Linked DNA regions of Homo sapiens: region 1 is linked to region 2. The links are chromatin contacts, found by Hi-C or POLR2A ChIA-PET in ENCODE. All regions are on one chromosome and are shown on one strand. The core of a region is the stretch at or near the end of the contact, and the rest is flanking DNA. Distances in the headings are between cores, read along the strand shown. Region 1 overlaps SCAMP2 (secretory carrier membrane protein 2). Region 2 overlaps SEMA7A (semaphorin 7A (JohnMiltonHagen blood group)).

The links. A loop is a pair of places that touch in the nucleus more often than their neighbours do. ChIA-PET counts read pairs that join two places held with the same protein, here RNA polymerase II (POLR2A). Pooled maps may share reads with other maps.
Region 1: POLR2A ChIA-PET joins it to region 2 with 12 read pairs in PC-9. The contact joins two enhancer-like sites. A Hi-C loop is called at or near these places in 17 of 37 single-sample maps with no recorded cell type and 7 of 50 pooled maps. POLR2A ChIA-PET finds 5 or more read pairs at or near these places in 1 of 52 experiments (PC-9).

Annotation. Positions count from the first base shown.
Region 1 is chr15:74,862,240-74,865,588 of GRCh38, reverse strand. The region is part of intron 1 of SCAMP2 (secretory carrier membrane protein 2); the gene reads left to right. Among named protein-coding and RNA genes, the nearest start is that of SCAMP2, 9.5 kb to the left of the region's middle. RefSeq lists an enhancer at 1-29. Within about 2 kb of position 1,973, at least 3 of the 41 ENCODE cell types and tissues checked have a DNase peak (open chromatin) inside an H3K27ac peak, as active enhancers do.
Region 2 is chr15:74,415,786-74,418,746 of GRCh38, reverse strand. It overlaps SEMA7A (semaphorin 7A (JohnMiltonHagen blood group)), which reads left to right. Exons shown (of 14, transcript NM_003612.5): 3 at 438-479; 4 at 778-870; 5 at 1,072-1,156; 6 at 1,302-1,412; 7 at 2,033-2,172; 8 at 2,762-2,946. Among named protein-coding and RNA genes, the nearest start is that of MIR6881, 5.8 kb to the right of the region's middle. Within about 2 kb of position 1,391, at least 2 of the 41 ENCODE cell types and tissues checked have a DNase peak (open chromatin) inside an H3K27ac peak, as active enhancers do.

The DNA of each region.
Region 1 (3,349 bases), core at 724-3,223, 450 kb before region 2:
CCACTATTTCAAACTCACACCTGCACCTTCCCAATCCTTCCAACCAGAAATATTCCACAGCTATCTCCAACCTGACTCAATATCTTCTCGGATCCTCTCCCTACCCCACCACACCCACCCTTGAAAAACCTGTTCCTCCTCTCCCACAGTCACTTATTTTGGGCACTCCTTTCTTTCTTTTTTCTTTTCTTTTCTTTTTTTTTTTTTTGAGACAAAGTCTTGCTCTGTTGCCCAGGCTGGAGTGCAGTGGTGCTATCTTGGCTCACTGCAACCTCTGCCCCCTGGGTTTAAGCGATTCTCCTGCCTCAGCCTCCCAAGTAGCTGGGACTACAGGCGCATGCCACCACGCCCGGCTAATTTTTGTATTTTCAGTAGAGATGGGGTTTCACTATGTTGGCCAGGCTAGTCTCAAACTCCTGACCTCAGGTGATCCACCTGCCTTGGCCTCCCAAAGTGCTGGGATTACAGGCGTGAGCAACTGTGCCTGGCCTTTTTTTTTTTTTTTTTTTTTTTTGAGATAGAGTCAGGGTGGAGTGCAGTGGTGTGATCTCAGCTCACTGCAGCCTCCACCTCTCCTGGGTTCAAGCAATTCTTCTGCCTTAGCCTCCTGAGTAGCTGGGATTGCAGGAATGTGCCACCACGCCCGGCTAATTTTTGTATTTTTAGTAGAGATGGGGTTTCACCATGTTGGCCAGACTGGTCTCAAACTTCTGACCTCTAGTGATCCACCTGCCTCACCCTCCCAAAGTGCTGGGATTACAGGCGTGAGCCACTGTGCCTGGCCTCAACTCTATTCTTTCCCTTCCCTTTCCTGCCCTGTAGTCTTTCCATTCCCAGGCCAACCCAGAGAGTTGCTGAGCCTGTGGGATTGATGTGAGGAAGGTCTCTGAAGTCCCTCTTGTTCCTCTTCTCCATCCCCAGCTGCTGTCCCTCAATTTGGTCCTCACTTCACCCATGTTGACAGTTGTGTCCTAGCCAGTCTTCCCGCTGTTGTCCTACCATGCTGTTGCACTCCCTTCACTGCTGATAGAATGATCATGTCACCCCTGACTGCAAATCTCTAGTTGTTCCCCGTTGCCTGTAGAGCAACATCCAAAGTCCCACAATCTGGCCCCACCCTCTTCAGACTGGTTCCCTGATACTCCAGACTCTTCTCTCCACACACCCCTCCACAGCCTCCATAACCTTCTCTCTTCTGAACACATGCAAGCTCTTTTTAAAGATTCTCGGCCAGGTGCGGTGGCTCAAGCCTGTAATCCCAGCACTTTGGGAGGCCAAGGCGGACGGATCACAAGGTCAGGAGATCAAGACCATCCTGGCTAACACGGTGAAACCCTGTCCCTACTAAAAATACAAAAAATTAGCTGGGCATGGTGGCACACACCTGTAATCCTAGCTACTCAGGAGGCTGAGGCAGGAGAATCACTTGAACCTGGGAAGCGGATGTTGCAGTGAACTGAGATCACGCCACTGCACTCCAGCCTGGACGACAGAGTGAGACTCCGTCTCAAAAATATATACATATATAAAATAAATAAATAAATAAAGATCCTGTGGCTTTGCAAGTGTGGTTCTTGCCTTCCTCTTTACTGTTTGCTAGGTTTCTTTCATCTCTCAAGATCCAACTCAGATTCCAGCTCAGTAGAGCCTTCCCTGACTCTCCCAGACAGCTTAATTACTCTCTCCTCTATGATCACACTGTGTCTCACCCTGTGTCTGCCCTCACCCTGTTACAGTGCTGATCATGTGCCATCACCTCTTGCCCTGGCTTCTGTGTGATTCTCTGTACTATTTGCTTCTCAAAGGCAGGAATCAAGGTTCTTTCTTGGTTTCCCTAGCCCAGTGCTTGGCATGGAATGGTTTGTGTATGGAGAGACTACACAGAGGTGCGAGGAGATAGTAAGTGTCCCATTTTGAGGGTAGATTCCTTTAGAGGATTGGTGCCAGGTCCTGGAAGGCCTTGAATGCCCGGCCAGGTGACTCAGACTTGCTTTTCTGAAGGGTTCCACACATTGCAGCCGGTGGCAGGAAGCGAGGCCTGAGTGTACCTTGCTCACTTACTGTTTTTTTTTTTTTTGGAGATGGGGTCTGTCTCTGTCACCCAGGCCAGGGTGCAGTAGCGCAATCATGGCTCACTGCAGCCTCGACCTCCTGGGCTCAGGCAGTTCTCCTGCCTCAGCCTCCAGTGTAGCTGGGACCACAGGTACCCACGACGAGACCTGGCTGATTTTTTTTTTTTTTTGAGACGGAGTCTCACTCTGTTGCCCAGGCTGGAGTGCAATGGAGTGATCTCGACTCACTGCAATCTCCCCGCCTCCCAGGTTCAAGTGATTCTCTTGCCTCAGCTTCCCAAGTAGCTGGGGTTACAGGCGCCTGCCACCACACCCGGCTAATTTTTGTATTTTTAGTAGAGACTGGGTTTCATCATGCTGGCCAGGCTGGTCTCAAACTCCCAACCTCAGGTGATCCGTCCACCTCAGCCTCCCAAAATGCTGGGATTACAGGTATGAGCCACTGCACCCGGCCTAATTTTCGTATTCTCTGTAGAGACGGGGTTTCATCATGATGCCCAGGCTGGTCTTAACTCCTGGGCTCAAGCGATTCTCTCACCTCAGCCTCTTAGAGTGCTGGGATTACAGTCATGAGCCATGTGTCCAGCCTATTTTTTTTTCTTTCTCTTTTTAAAAATATGTGTGTGTGTGTGTGTGTGTGTGTGTGTGTGTGTGTGTGTGTGTATGGTTTGTTTTTTGTTTTTTTTTTTTTTTTTGAGATGGAGTCTCGCCCTGTCACCCAGGCTGGAGTGCAGTGGCACGATCTCAGCTCACTGCAACCTTTACCTCCCTGGTTCAAACGGTTCTCCTGCCTCAGCCTCCCAAGTAGCTGGGATTATGTATATGTGTTTTTAAAATCAAAATAACATGACCATATTATAGAAAATTTGGAAAACAGAAAATAAGTCTTCCATATTTCTACCAGTCATTTGCAACCATTGTTAATTATTTATTTATTTATTGAGATGGAGTCTCACTCTGTCCCCCAGACTGGAGTGCAGTGGTGTGATCTCGGCTCACTGCAGCCTCTGCCTCCTGGGTTCAAGCAGTTTTCCTGCCTCAGCCTCCCAAGTACCTGGAATTAGAGGCATGCACCACCGTGCCCTGCTAATTTTTGCATTTTTAGTAGTGAGAGGTTTCACCATGTTGGCCAGGGTGGTCTTGAACTCCTGATCTCAAGTGATCTGCCCACCTTGGCCTCCCAAAGTGCTAGAATTATAGGTGTGAGCCATTGCACCTGGCCAGGAATTTTTTTTTTTTTTTTTTTTTTTTTTGGAGACAGAGTCTCACTCTGTCAC
Region 2 (2,961 bases), core at 142-2,641:
CCTGCCAAGGGTCCTCAGGGAATCCGAGGGAGCTGGCTTCTCTTCCTAAACTGCCCCCACCTCCGTATCCTATAAATGGCTCCTGGGGGAGGCTCCCTAAAGGTAGTCCAGATTGGAGTGGGGAGCTGGGGCGGTGTGGAGAAAAACAGGAGCTAATGGGCCTGGCCAGCTGGGCAGCGCTGCTGCGGAAAGCCCAGGCTGGAAGCTGGGCCCCAGAGCCCATGCCTGGTCTTCTGAACCCTCTGGGCCTCAGCTCTGGATATGAGACCCTGTTTGACCTCAGGTAGATCACTCACCCTCTCAGAGCCCCAGTTGCTCATCTGTCAGATGAGAATAATGGTTGCTTCCTTTGGGGCTTATCCTGAGGCTGTGTGGAAAGCATTTCAGGGGTACCTCACCCCTGGCAGATTGAACTAATGCTTCTCCCCTTCCCCCAGGTGAATATCGGCTCCACAAAGGGGTCCTGTCTGGATAAGCGGGTGAGTGGGGGAGGGGGTATGGAGGGGTCTGAGCCACTTGGTAAAGGGAGAGGAGACCCTGAGGGTCTAAGGAAGGAAGCATGGCCCTGCCCCACGAGTCCCAGACTGATGGGGAGACGTGGTCCTCTGTGCTTAGGGGATGGCGTCAGCTGCACACACTCTGGGCTGTCCCGGGAGGCTGTCACCTATGCTAAGCCCTTCTGACACCTTCTTCCCTGATCCTGGGGGTCCTAGTGCTAGGCTTGCCAGGGCCTTCCAGCAACCAATTTCTCTCCTCCCTTCTCTCTTCCCCGGGCAGGACTGCGAGAACTACATCACTCTCCTGGAGAGGCGGAGTGAGGGGCTGCTGGCCTGTGGCACCAACGCCCGGCACCCCAGCTGCTGGAACCTGGTGAGAAGGCTGCTCCCCATGTGCCTGATCAGCTCACCTTCTACTGCGTGGGCTTCTGCCCCTCATGGTGGGAAGGAGATGGCGAGACTCCAATGCTGGCCTTGCCCTGGGAGGATGGGGCTCCTGGCCGAGAAACTGGCCGTCATGGGAGGCAGTGGCTGTGGGATTATGTGGCCATCCAACCCTCTGGATCTCCCACAGGTGAATGGCACTGTGGTGCCACTTGGCGAGATGAGAGGCTACGCCCCCTTCAGCCCGGACGAGAACTCCCTGGTTCTGTTTGAAGGTAGGGCAGTGCTGGAGCAGGCGCCCCAGGGGGATGCTTCTGAACTGGGCTGGGAGAGGAGTGGTCAGCTCTTTGTCCAGTGTCCGGAGGAGGGACTTCCAGGAGCTGCCTGCCCTTACTCATTTCTCCCTCCCACTGACCCCAGGGGACGAGGTGTATTCCACCATCCGGAAGCAGGAATACAATGGGAAGATCCCTCGGTTCCGCCGCATCCGGGGCGAGAGTGAGCTGTACACCAGTGATACTGTCATGCAGAGTGAGTCAGGCTCCGGCTGGGCTGAGGGTGGGCAAGGGGGTGTGAGCACTTAAGGTGGCAGATGGGATCCTGATGTTTCTGGGAGGGCTCCCTGAGGGCCGCTGGGGCCATGCAGGAAAGCAGGACCTTGGTATAGGCCTGAGAAGTTAGGGTTGGCTGGGAGCAGAGGAACAGACAAGGTATAGCAGTGGGATGGGCCCAGCCCTCTTCAGGAACACAAACAGAGGGAGCCCCAGACCCAGTGCAGGGTCCCCAGGAGCCAAAGTTTATCCTCTGCTGAGTTCACGTGGAGGCAGCCCCCAACTCCCTCCTCATCAGGGCTCTGCCAATTGAGCAGAAGTGACATAGGGGCCCCCAGGGACCTTCCCCCAGTCCCCAGGCATGAAGTCATTGCTCCTGGGCCGATGACATCTTTGTAGGAAGAGGGCAAAACAGGTGTGGGGTGGAGGTGCAGGGTCTAGGGCCCCTCGGGGAGTTGGACCTGATGTTCTGAGTCCTATTCCAGATCTGATTTGCCATGGTTTGTGCAGACCCGAAGGAGGGAGGAGAGTGTGCAGGGTTGGGATGGTCTCCCGGGCAAGCTTCCCAGCCTTACGCCCACTCGCCTCTGTCCCTGGCAGACCCACAGTTCATCAAAGCCACCATCGTGCACCAAGACCAGGCTTACGATGACAAGATCTACTACTTCTTCCGAGAGGACAATCCTGACAAGAATCCTGAGGCTCCTCTCAATGTGTCCCGTGTGGCCCAGTTGTGCAGGGTGAGCAGGGGCGTGAGGGCTGCTGGCTACGTGTCTGTGCATGAATAGGCCTGAGTGAGGGTGAGTTCTGTGTGTCCGTGTGCATGTAGAAGTTGTGTGGATGTATGAGTGGGTCTGTGTCAGGGACTGTGGGAGCAGCTGTGTGTGCATGGAGCATCATGTGTCTGTGTGTGGGTAAAGGTGGCTGAGCTCCTGTGCACGTATGATGGCGTGTGAGCGTGTGTATGATGGGGTGTGTGTGTGTGTGTGTGTGTGTTTTGCCTGTGTGAATGTGCTGTGCCACGTGTGTGGGTGTGTGAGTCAGTAAATGTGTGTCTGAGTCCGTCTGCTCTGTGGGGACCTGGCACTCTCACCTGCCCTGACCCTGGGCACTGCTGGCCCTGGGCTCTGGATCAGCCAGGCCTGCTTGCTGGAGTCTCATCTGGAGACCTGCCCTGAGTCCTGGGGCACCCCCGGCAGGTCCTGGCCCCTCACAGCCTGCCTTCCTCCTCTGGGCCCAGGTGTTGATATTGCTGGCAGTGGTTTCCTGGGGTGTGTGGGGAAGCCCGGGCAGGTGCTGAGGGGCCTCTTCTCCCCTCTACCCTTCCAGGGGGACCAGGGTGGGGAAAGTTCACTGTCAGTCTCCAAGTGGAACACTTTTCTGAAAGCCATGCTGGTATGCAGTGATGCTGCCACCAACAAGAACTTCAACAGGCTGCAAGACGTCTTCCTGCTCCCTGACCCCAGCGGCCAGTGGAGGGACACCAGGGTCTATGGTGTTTTCTCCAACCCCTGGTGAGTGGCCCTTGT